3 separate regions of the Homo sapiens genome follow, and all the other regions are linked to region 1. The links are chromatin loops, found by intact Hi-C in ENCODE. Cell type or tissue: dorsolateral prefrontal cortex. All regions are shown on one strand.

Evidence for each region. Hi-C counts contacts between places; a loop is a spot of excess contacts. Peaks named below come from ENCODE experiments on the same cell type or tissue, not always from the same donor. Only the 100,000 strongest peaks of a DNase experiment are listed, where the experiment ranks them.
Region 2: a loop joins it to region 1, with 2.0 times the contacts of the local background. A loop is called at or near these places in 3 of 110 quality-filtered maps.
Region 3: it touches region 1 in a loop (3-fold over the local background); 2 of 110 quality-filtered maps call a loop at or near these places.

What each region holds. Positions count from the first base shown.
Region 1 is chr10:86,086,440-86,090,439 of GRCh38, reverse strand. The region is part of intron 4 of GRID1 (glutamate ionotropic receptor delta type subunit 1); the gene reads left to right. Among named protein-coding and RNA genes, the nearest start is that of MIR346, 180 kb to the left of the region's middle. In dorsolateral prefrontal cortex, a CTCF peak has its summit at 2,372; a DNase peak (open chromatin) is centred at 2,459; H3K27ac peaks cover 591 bases.
Region 2 is chr10:86,002,743-86,006,742 of GRCh38, reverse strand. All of the region lies in intron 4 of GRID1 (glutamate ionotropic receptor delta type subunit 1), which reads left to right. Among named protein-coding and RNA genes, the nearest start is that of MIR346, 260 kb to the left of the region's middle. In dorsolateral prefrontal cortex, no CTCF peak of the experiment used is centred here; no DNase peak of the experiment used is centred here.
Region 3 is chr10:86,354,062-86,358,061 of GRCh38, reverse strand. All of the region lies in intron 2 of GRID1 (glutamate ionotropic receptor delta type subunit 1), which reads left to right. Among named protein-coding and RNA genes, the nearest start is that of GRID1, 11 kb to the left of the region's middle. In dorsolateral prefrontal cortex, a CTCF peak has its summit at 2,283; DNase peaks (open chromatin) are centred at 809 and 2,351; H3K4me3 peaks cover 584 bases; H3K27ac peaks cover 4,000 bases.

The DNA of each region.
Region 1 (4,000 bases):
ATTATATCTTTTTATTTTTTATTTTTTAAGACACAGTCTCACTGTGTTGCCCAGGTTGGAGTGCAGTGGTGTGATCTCAGCTCACGGCAACCTCTGCCTCCCAGGTTCAAGAAGTTCTCCCAAGTAGCTGGGACTACAGGTGTGCACCACCATGCCCACTATTTTTTTTTTTTTTGGCATTTTTAGTAGAGATGGGATTTCTCCATGTTGCCCAGGCTGGTCTTGATCTCTTGGCCTCAAGTGATTCCCCCACCTCGACCTCCCAAAGTGCTGGGTTTATAGGCGTCACCACCAGGCACGGCCATATCTTTTAGTCACTGATTCTTTCTGCTGTCTCCTCTTTCAACTGAGCTTTATTTTTGGTTATTGTATTTTTTAGTTTTAAAATTTCCAGGCTGGGCACGGTGGCTCACACCTGTAATCCCAGCACTTTGGGAGGCCAAGGCAGGTGGATCACCTGAGGTCAGGAGTTCAAGAGCAGCCTGGCCAACATGGCGAAACTCCATCTCTACTAAAAATACAAAAATTAGCCAGGTGTGGTGGCGTGTGCCTGCAGTCCCAGCTACTTGGGAGGCTGAGGCAGGAGAATCACTTGAACCTGGGAGGTGGAGGTTGCAGTGAGCCGAGATCACGCCATTGCACTCCAGCCTGGGTGACAAGAATGAGACTCCGTCTCAAAAAAAAAAAAAATTTTTTTTTGTTTGGTCCTTCTTTATATATTGTATTTCCTTGCTGAGATTTTCTTTTTTCATTTGGTTCAAATACATTTGCAATTGCCCATGGAAGCATTTTTATGCTAGCTGTTTAAAAATTTTTGTCAGATTGTTCTTTATGATTTCATCATCTCAGCGCTGGAATCTATTGATTGATTCAGTTTGAGTTCTTCCTGGATCTTTGTGTGAATAGTGATCTTCATTTGAAACCTGGAAATTCTGGGGAATTACGTTATGAGGCTCATGGGTCTTCCTTACGCCTTCTGTTTTAGCTGGTTTCTTCTGATACTACTCTGGTGAGGGGGTTGCTGTCTCATTATTGTCAAATGAGGGTTCCAGGTTCCAAATGAAGTCCAGGTTCTCCTCTTGGTTTCCTTTGAAACCTGAGGTGGAGGTTCTGTGTTGCTGCTGGGAAGATGTGGAAGTTCTGGCTCCCTACTGAAGCCACCACTGACCCTTCCCTGGCTGGGAGAAGTAGGGATGCATCGTTACTGCTCCCCAGATGGCCTTCACTGACACCATGTAGGGGGGCGGTGTGTTTGTGAACTCTTTATGGCAGTGGTATAAATTCTGACTCTATACTAAACCCTTTTGGATATGACCCAGCTGGGCAAATGGGGACTTCATTTCAGCCTGGTGAAGATGGGGAGTCTGGGATCTGCACTCGGGCTTTGCTGGTGTTGGGGAGGTGAAACCGCACTTCCTTTCTGGAGTGTTTGGCTGGAGTGTGGTGGCAATTATCTGAAAGTTTTCTGTCTTGGTAGCCTACCCCTTTCCTGGACCTTTGGCTAGATAGAGCAGGACTTCTGTTGATAGCATTTTTTTTTTTGCCTGCATCTATTGATCTTTCTGGGTTGCTGAGTTTTCTGCTGCAAGTCTGCAAAATATGAGGCAAAAAGAAAACTCCAGACCTCAACATCATGTCATTCCTCAGGTCCTGAGGTCCTGAGCTGGTCTGCCTTCTTCTCTTCATTGAATAATCCCCAGACTCTTCTTATGTTTGTTTTCTGTACAATGTTTGGGCTTTTTAGTTGTACTTAGTGGGGAGAATAAGGAAAAAGTATGTCTACTCCATTTCCCTGGGAGCAGAAGTCCCCACTCTGGCCTGCCCTCAACCATGAACCCCCAAAGTTTTCATCTGAAGTTCCTCCCAGCAATCTCTAATTTGCCCTGGAGAAGTGGAGTCACTGTTTCAGAGCTGGGATCCCCATGCTCTCTGGGACGTGACAGCTGTTCTTTAAGCAGAGAGATACAAAATTAGTCAAAGTACAGTTGCTCATTTTTCAAACATGTTTAATGACAGAATACATTTGCATGCTAAACAAGTATATCTGGATTCTAAGAAAGTAAGGAATCTCAAGTGGGGGATATTTATTTAGTTCTGAATTAACAGATGTGATCTCTCTCTCTCTCTCTATCCCTCTCCCTCTCTCTCTTTTCCTTCTTATTTACCTTTTATCCCATTGTTGTCTTTTAATTAAACAATTCCTTCACAGGATGTTCCTTCATTGAGAATTATTAAAGATGTAAGCCTTCCTTTATCAAACAGCGGGCTGTGTTAATTATTGTATAGACTTTACATTTGGCTCTGGGGAAACTTGAGAATTGGGTGAGAGAAGGTGCTTCATTAATTGGTTGAGCAAGATTGTGCCTTTAATGGATACAAAGCCACGGAAGCGTTTGTGGGGCTGGAACAGTCCGCGGTTGTTGGCGAGGACAGAGGCGGCCAGTGTTGGGAGCTCTGCAGACAGTTCCTGCTTCTGCACTGACTGTAGGACGTGCTCTGCATAAGCAGATAGAGGACAGAGGGGGTGGGGAGGAACTAGCACTATAGGGGCCTGACCCAGAGCTGGTGGCTGCACCACCATCCTGAGCAGAGCCATGAAAACTTAGGCTGCCTTTGCACGGTGGGGTCTCAGTGGTTGCGGGCTGGGAGGGAGGTGGGCCAGCAGCCATGTGGTAGAGAATGGGAGCTTCTCCCTTGTGCTATCTGTGCTGGGCTGCACATCTCTGTGATACTGGGAGATTGTGTGGACAGGGACCCAAGGGTGTTCTGAGCTTTCCTTCTGTTAATGAACAAATTAGTTGGTTGTGATTATTGGACACATAGGAGTGGCCAGTGAAGGAAAACAGAAAGAGCTGGCCTGGTCTCTGTCTTGTCAGTTTTCACTCTGGAGGGGAGGCAGAAAACACACACACACACACACACACACACAGACACACACACACACTTGGATCTTCTTGTAGAGACACAGGTATAAACAGTCTCAGGAACAACCTATCACAACAGGTCTGTACACACACATACACAGACACCCCGGACACACACACACAGACTCCATTATGCAGACACTCACAACACACACACACACACACACACACACAAACACACTCAAACCCACATGTACATTCATGCCATATACTGGCATACTAACATATTACACACAGACACATAGATGCTCAGACACAAGAGCTCCCCCGACAGACACACAGACACACACACATCCATCCATCTTCTAATATAGAGGTGAGCATAGAGGCAGGATGGAGAAGACCCAGATGGGAAGTGTGTATAAGTGTGTATAGCCATTACAAAGGAATCAGAAGCTTGTATTGGTTCCATGCCCCATGCCTTCCATGTAAATACATTCATTTTTTAACCCTAAACTATTGGTAATTTTGTCTCTAGAGACTCAGGTGTGTTCATTCCTTTGACATACACAGGCAAGAAAGCAAAGGAACTTAAAACAACGACAGTGCATGTATGTACAGCTCTTGAGTTTGCAATTAGTTCAGCCAACTTTTACTGATGCTCAACTGCAGGCCCTGTGGAATGTCCTGGGCATACAGCTGTGAAAAAGATGAGCTCCTTCTGTTCCATGAGCTCCTGGACTTTCAAAGTGAAGTCATGTTCAGGAGCCTGGGGGCACTGACACACACTCACACAAACACCAACACACACTGTCCACACACATATATCTGTGCACATATGCACACACACAGACACTTGCACACAAGTACACACCTGCACATGCCCATGCACACACATGGACACTTGTGCACACTCCTGCACATATACATGCACACACATGCTTGCACACACACACACTTGCGCACACAGGCACACTCAATTGTTTCATTTGCTTATAACCCCCTGTGGGTTCTGCAGAACCCTCAGACAGGTGTGGCTTTGAGTCCCAGCCCTGTCGCTGACTATCTGTGTGATGGTGGCACTCAGTCTCCCTGGGCTCGCTTTCCTCATCTGTAGGGTGGGAACAGTCGTTCCT
Region 2 (4,000 bases), 84 kb after region 1:
AATAAACCTCATGTACTTGTGTTCATAAAGAAAAAAAAAATCCTTTTCTACCCCTAGATCAGAAAGATATTCACCTATGTAAAAGTCCTAAAGTTAGCTTCTGTCATTTAAGTGCTTTTTTTTTTTTAGACGGCGTCTCGCTCTGTCGCCAGGCTGGAGTGCAGTGGCGCAATCTCAGCTCACTGCAACCTCCGCCTCCCGGGTTCAAGCGATTCTCCCACCTCAGCCTGCTGAGTAGCTGGGACTAGAGGTGCCCGCCACCACGCTCAGCTAATTTTGTACTTTTAGTAGAGACGGGGTTTCACCATGTTGACCAGAATGGTCTCGATCTCTTGACCTCATGATCCGCTCACCTCGGCCTCCCAAAGTGCTGGGATTATAGGCATGAGCCACCATGCCCAGCCCTGTCATTTAAGTTCTTAATACAACTACAGCTAATTTTTGTGTTTGGAATGAGTTAGGTTTTGAAATTAACCTTTTTTCCCAAGTGGATAATCATATTTTCTTATCCTATTTATTGAATAGTCCTCATCTGTCTGATGACCTGACCTGCCACTTTGGACATCTAGAACCTTTTTACTTATGAATAATATCTGTTTTAGGACTTTGTATTCTATTCTGCACTAGTACTACCATTGCTTAATTGCTATAGATTCATAATAATTTTTGATATTTGATAAAACAAACCTCTTCACTCTTCCTTCTCAGAAGTGTACTGGCTATTCTTCCATGTAAATTTTAGAATTAGCTTATTAGGGTTCATGAAAATTCTGTCAGAATCTTGAATAGAATTGCATTAAATATACAGATAAGTATGGGAAGAATTTATGTCTACATAAGATTATGTATCCTTATCCACAAGTATGTTATATATCTTCATTTATTTAAGTGTTTCAGAGACCAGATAGGGCCTGTGTTTCAATAGTTCTCTTGCCTGCTGTCAGGCAAATCTTTGTCACTTACCCTTCCATATCATACTGTGAGCTATCCCCCAAAACATTATACATTCTTGTATCTTGTCTGAATTCTATGTCTGCTCTTACTCAAGATAATGGCGATGGTTGTCTGACATCAAGGAGTCTGGATATGTGCTTTGGAGCTATCACTATGACCCCCACCAAAATTTGACCACAGTGTGGGATCCCTTATCTCATCCTGGTGGTTAATTTATCAGTGATTTTTATGAGTGCTTGCTTTCATTTTTTGGTAGTTCAGGTATCCTGTGCTTTGTTATTAGATATTCTAGTTTCACACCCTTGTTCCCCTGCTACCTAATCTACATGATTAACCAGTAGTCTCTCCAACAACATTTACCCTTGCTCATGATCTTTCTCCTTACTCTCTTAGGGGTAGCCTTTTATGAGAGGGCAAAGAGTTTTGCCTTTTTTTTTTCAATTTATTTTACAAGTACTTATTGAATGGAGCTGGCTATTGGGAAGCATTACAAATGTATGCCCTGGGGGAGGGGGTATCACACAGTATAAGATGGGAGCCATCGTGGTTGGCTGGCTGGAACTGTGGGTCAATCATAGAGTCTTCTGCAGGAGAACTGTTCCTTTCAGTGATCCTAGTACCAAAACCGACCAGCTGTCAGGATTCATGGCATCTGTCCACTTGTGTTTGATTGCTAGCAGAGCTGAGGCATGCCCACCATCCAGGTCCTTGCCATATACTTTGGGAGAAAAGATATAGAATTTGAGCCTGAAAATATTTCATTGCTTTCCTGATGTGACGTTGGTAAGTTATTCAGCTCCTCTAAGCCTCAGTCTTACTCCTTATAAAATGGAATCAATGATAGCTTCCTCAGAGTGTGATGTTACAGTAGTTTATGTCTTCTTTGTCCTTCTTGTCTCAAGATTCCAGAAAGGAGAAAGTAGGAACAGTGCAATGAGGTCATTTTTCATCTGTCCATCAGCTGCTGCAATACTGGGCAAGCGCTGGAGGGAGGGGATGCTAGGGTTCTCCAGAGAAACAGAATCAAGTCTGTGTGTGTGTGTGTGTGAGTGTGTGTGTGTAGAAAGAGAGAGAGACAGAGAGAGATAGAGAGATTTTAAGGAATCGGCTCACACAATTACAGAGACTGAAATCTGCAGAGTGAGCCAGCAGGTTGGAGACCCAGGAGAGGGCCAATAATGCAGATGAAGTTTGAAGGCCATCTGCTGCAAAATTCCCTCTTGTTGGGAGAGGCCAGCCTTCTGTTCTATTCATGCCTTCAACTGATTGGATGAGGCCCACTCACATCATGGAGGGCAATCTGCTTTACTCAAAGTCAGAGGATTTAAATATAACCTCATCCCAAAACCATCCATCTCACAGAAACAGCCAGAATGTTTGACCAAGTATCTGGACATTGTGGCCCATCTAAGTTTACATAAAATTAACCATTACAGAGGGACTTTGGGAAGCTCTTTTTGGCAGCATATCTATCTCTTCTTTGATAATTGGGACATTTTTCAAACATGTGTAAACCTCCAGGAGAATTGCAATATTCCTCCATGTCCATTCTGCACATTTCTGCAGAGGCAGGATTACAGAATGAGTAAGATCACAGATGTGGGGTCAGGTGGCCTGGGTTGAACTCTGGCTCTGCCTAGTACGGAACTTAGGCAAGTTACTTACCCTGTCTGTTCCTCAGTTTCCCCATTGGGAAATGAGGGTAAATAGTATACCTCTCTTACAGGGTAGCAGTGAGGATTATCTGTTGATTGGATTCCTGTGCACAGTTTCCTTCTTCCTGTTGCTCTGCTGCAAGACATTGGGGAGTTTCTAATGTTTTGCTGAAATGGGCAGTGCTGTAGTGAACAGTATCCTGTTGCTTTCCTTGTGCCCTATGTATGTGGCACAGGGCAGGCAAGTTGGCAGGTTTCTTAGCTATTGCCAAAGGGATCTCCAAGTTCGTTACACTTTATTTTTCACATCCTGGCAAATATTTGGTTGACACTGTTACACTTTAAAATCTCTGCCTGTAAGATGGGTATAAGTGGTGTCTCCTTATAATGTGCATTTCTCCATTTATAGATGTTTGAATATCTTCTTAGGTACCCATTGGCCATTGGCTTCTAAACCCTTATGGAAAGAGAGCTGCTCTCACATTTGGTGTCTGCTGATGGCAGCCTCCTCGCGTACTTGGGCTGGGTGAATATGGGAAGTACTCATGCACACCTGGGCTCCACGAGTGGCTGCCACATGTCCTGCTGGCTGCTGGTGGCCTTGGCAGCTCTCAGAAGCTGCCTGAGCTCTCAGGAGTCTGGATTAGTTGGGCTTCCCTGATTAGTCACTGAAGTAATATTCTAAATGGGGCACAAGTGCCAGGGAATTAAAAATACTTCTTGTTTTTGAATAAGAAGCTGACATGTTCTTAGGACATCAGGGCTATATCTGGATGAACAGCTGTCAGCTGCCTCATGGGCTCTCCCATCCAGCTGATGTGCCAAGGGCTCCCCGTTCTCCTGGCTCCCTGACTTCCCAAGAGCAAGTCTCATTAGACAAAGTTCAGTGAGGGCAGCTGCCTCCTGGCTCTTCATCATCAACTCTATCCCCATGGCTCAACACGTGCTTGACACATTGTAGGTATGCATTTTCATTTGTTAAATGAATGTGTCAAGTGTCTACAGATGCCCAGGAGGTTCTGGGTTAGTCTGGTTCTGGGCTTCATTGGGTTCAGGAGACAGAAGAAAGGGAAGCCCTTTTTTGCTCTTGTGGGTTTGCTGTTGACTTGTGCAATGAATCAAACTAGCTGGAGGACAGTCATCCCTTGCTCTGCAAGCGGAGTTAGGGCCAACCCTAAGATCTTGCTGTACCTTGAGAACATTTAAGACATTGAATTTTCATCAGTCTTTATGGCTTTCTTCTGTTTATCTTTGTATCCCCAGCACAATACATGAGGTGTGGACATAGTATGTGCACAATGAATATTTACTGATGGAATAAACAAACCAATGGAGGAAGGCACAATGATTCTCATTAACCACGGTTTTGAAATGCCACTTTTGTATCTGTA
Region 3 (4,000 bases), 270 kb before region 1:
AAGGAAGTTCCTGGAGGAAACTGCTGTTCGAATAGTCAGACTGTAAGTTGGTGCTGCCGCTTGGACCCAGGGCCTCTTTTCTGCCTGAGCAGGTTGTTCTTCAGAACCTCACCGTCTAGGCCCATGCCTACCTACACCCCAAGGGACGGCCCTCGTTGAAGTCAATCTTGCTTTGCCGCCCGGGGTCCCACAGAGAGCTGCTGTTCCTGGTCCCCTCAAGGGCTACTGCCAGTGATAACAGCTGTGGATGAGGCTGCAGGCATTGATAGTCTGGAGTTAGGCCCTGGGTCCCCTCTCTGGATTCCCCACAAGCCCGTGCTGAACTCACGGTGTCAGGGTGCTGAACTCACAGGTGTCAGGGTTCTCCTTCATTCTGGAGTCACTCCTGTGCAGGTGCACACACAGGCATGTGCAACACACACACACATGCATGCATATACTCAGGCACACACACATCCACCTGTACTCAAGAGCACACACACGTGCACATATGCATGAGGGCACACACACTTTCTCATTTTATAGACTACACTCCAGCACCACCCACTTCCTCAAATTTTGGGTTCAAGAGGCTCCCTTCATTCCTTATTGCCATGGCTTAGCCCTCTAGATTGGGAGGTTGGACTTAACTGGCAGTGAGCAGATGGATACCTTATGCCAGGCGTGTGGGAGAGGCCACGGGTCATACTGCCTCTGAGCTGCTGCTGTTCCTAGTCCTGGGCTGGCCTGTGACAGCCCCTTCCTCTGGGATACTGTCCTTTCTGACAGGCATTGGGCCCAGGAAGGCAGCTGGGTCTGTGTCCAACATCTCAGCTAGGCTCTCTGAGCCCTCCCTCCCAGCCTGGAAACAGCCAGTTTCCTGGCCAATGGCCATGGTTGAGAAAGAAGAACCCAGAGTTCCCCTTCTGGACCTGAGGTGTGGGCAGGGTGGACTGGAGGGGATGAGGTGGCCCCTTTTGTTTCTAGGTCTAGGACATGAGTACTTTGACAATTTTCCTCCTGGAGCCATTTCTCCAGGTTTCTCTTGGGGGCCAGCTAAGGCTGTCCCTCAGCACTCACAGTCACCTCTTGTAATGGCAGACAGACTCTCTTTCCCAATTCTTGTAGCTGCGAGGTTGAAATCCTCTAGCTTTGTCCTCATAGCAGCTGTCTTCCCTCTTCACTGAGCCTTCTACTGCCCAGGAAATGCTGTCGCCTAACAACTCAGAGCATCCCTTCTGCCCTGCCTCTTCCCAGATAATTTCTAACCCATTCCATCCCTGGATGTGATTCTTTTTACACTTGGTTACCCATGGCTGTGCCTGTGGGTCTCCACCCTTTGGTTTTGTTCTGTGTTTCCCGTTGTATGAGTCAGGGGAGACTAAGTTATGCTGCAGTAACAAACAATCCAAAACTCCCAGCAGCTTTCATGACACAGTATTTCCTCCTCCTGCTGTGTGTCCATTGCCGGTCAGTGGGGAGCTTGGTCCCTCATGGTCACTTCACTTGGTTGTTGCCAGTTGCTGTGCCAGAGGGAAAGAGAGCTCTGGGGGGCTCAGCCTGGATGTGCTCACATCACTTCTGCTTATGACTCGTTGGCCACAACCAGCCATGTGGCCACAGCCAGTCACAAGGGATCCAGGAAGCACAGCCCTACTATGTGCCTGGAAGCAGAGAGAACTGGAAACAACTGGTGAGCAACAGAATTGCCTCTTTACCATTCATGGCTAAACAGCCCTCCTATTTCCTTGGCGTTTCATTAAAATAACAGCAACAAACAAAAAGCAAAAAACAGTTTTGGGTACGGGATGCTAGTTGGGCAGAATCTGTGGCTCCCATTGATACCCCACTGTGTACTCAGCGACTTGTCCCTCCTCTGCAGACCTCTGGGCAGCCCTTCCATGTGCTGGGAAGTTAGGAAGCCTGGGTCCCCAGCCTAGGCTGGGGTTGCACCTCTGCTTTTCTCCATGTCTGCCAATCTTGTGCTCTGTAAACTAGTGCCTGGACAAGCCCAGCTCTCAGGACCATTGAGCTAGTCATGAGGTAAAGATTGGGTTCTCTGCCCAGCCACCGACAGGACCAGCACCCATGACCTCCCCCTGTCCCCGTAGCTGGACTTTGGCAAGTCTGCACTTTCCACGGCTTCAGCCCTGTGGCCCTGTCCCTCATATAGACTCCCACGTCTTGCCCCTGCTGCCCCACGAAGTGGCAGCCCTCTCCTGCTAATGGCAGTGGGCTGGGGCAGAGACCACGCATCTCTCTGCCATTGCTGGCCTGTGACAGCCCCTTTCTCTGGGGTGCTGCCCTCTCTGACAGGCACTGGGCCCAGGAAGACAGCTGGGTCTGTGTCCAACAACTCAGCTAGACTCTCTGAGCCCTTCCTCCCAGCCTGTAAACAGCCAGTTTCCTGGCAGATGGCCACGGTTGAAGAAAGGAGAACCCAGAGTTCCCCTTTCTGGGCCTGAGGTGTGGGCAGAGTGGTCTGGAGGGTATGAGATGCCCCTTCCGTTTCTAGGTCCAAGCTGTAGGCAGTGTAGGTTACCAGTGGGTGAGGTGGGGGGTGTTAGCTGGGGGACTAGGGTGGTCCTGAGCCCAGGCTGCCCCTTCTCCTCCACCCAGGTGTGGGACATGTGGCCCTGATGGCCCCATCTTTCCAGTTTTCCCTCACACTCATCCCTCAACAGACCCTAGATGAGGCAGCTGGGCTCTGAGACTGCATCTCCACCTGGCCCACCCTGGTCCCCCACTGTGCTCAGCCTGGCCCTTCCCCATGCCTCCACTGGAGCATCCGTGGGGTGTCCAGGAGCTGAAGAGGCGGGAGTGTGGTGGCTGTCTCACACAGACTGGGGCTCCCACCCCTGCTCTGCTTTCTGACTCTGGGTGGGCAACCTCGGTTTCCCTGACTGTAAAATGGAATAGAGGACAGCTGAGAGGATCAGTTGAGGAAATGCACTAGAATAGCCCAGCCCAGGGTGAGCACAGGGCAGTGGCTGGGTGAAGAGGTGGAGGTCGCTGTGATCTTACTAGCCTGAGTGGTCTGTGGTGGAGACTTGTCCTCCTCTCACTTCCTGTTCTGGGCTGGGCAGTGTGAGCAGGTTCCCACAGCCTTGGCCCCACTTAGGGCGGGGGAGATGTGCAGCTTGGAGTTGAGCCCCAGCCATTCTGGGTGTCTCAAGAGAGCAGGGAAGGAGGTTAGTGTTGACGACATGGCTCATATGGAGGCTGCTCGGAGCCATCTGTATAGGCTGGGGCTCTGGGAACCTGTGGCCTGTCACGGCACGGTATTTCCATCTTACTGTGGCCTTGTCTGCTCTGAGTGCATAGAGTGGCCAGAATCCCACTGGCCTGCCCCTGCCTCCCCGGGACCTGGCCATAGGGCAGGCCTACCTTGCTCTATTTGGTGGAAAGGGGTCAGGTGGAAAGGTGTGGGTTCAGTTCCCAAATCTGATTGATTATCTGTGTGGTCTTGAACAGATCGCATTCCCTCTCTGACCCTCAGTCTCAACATCTGTGAAATGGGCCTGCCTTGGGGTTGTGGTGGTGGATCTAGAGAGGACGTATGGCCAGCAGGAGGGAGGCTGTGGTGAGCAACAGTCCACCATGGCGCCCGAGAGAGGGGTGCTTAGCGCCTTGGGGCTCATTCTCCCATTGAGGGCGTGGGTGCCGGCACATAGTATGCTCAGCAGGCATTCGTTCTTGTTGTGTCCCGGCCACCATGTTTTCCATCCTCCTGGGACCCTGCCAAGGTACACGACACCTCTTGGTCTCTGGGTCCTGTCTGGGTGCTAGCAACCCCCAGGTCCGGGCTGAGACACCGGCCTTGCTGCCTGGAGCTCTGGGCCCAGCCCACCCATGGTCTGGCTCTGCTGTGGCCTGTGCCCCTATAAACTGGGTCCTGGCCTGGCCTGGAAGGCTGTCTTCTTGCTGTCTGTCCCCCATGGCGCTCTTCCTTCTCAGTCCAAGGTGGAGACTTGAGGTCCTGCCATGGGTCCGCTCCTGGCCTGGGGCCGTGGGCCTTCTG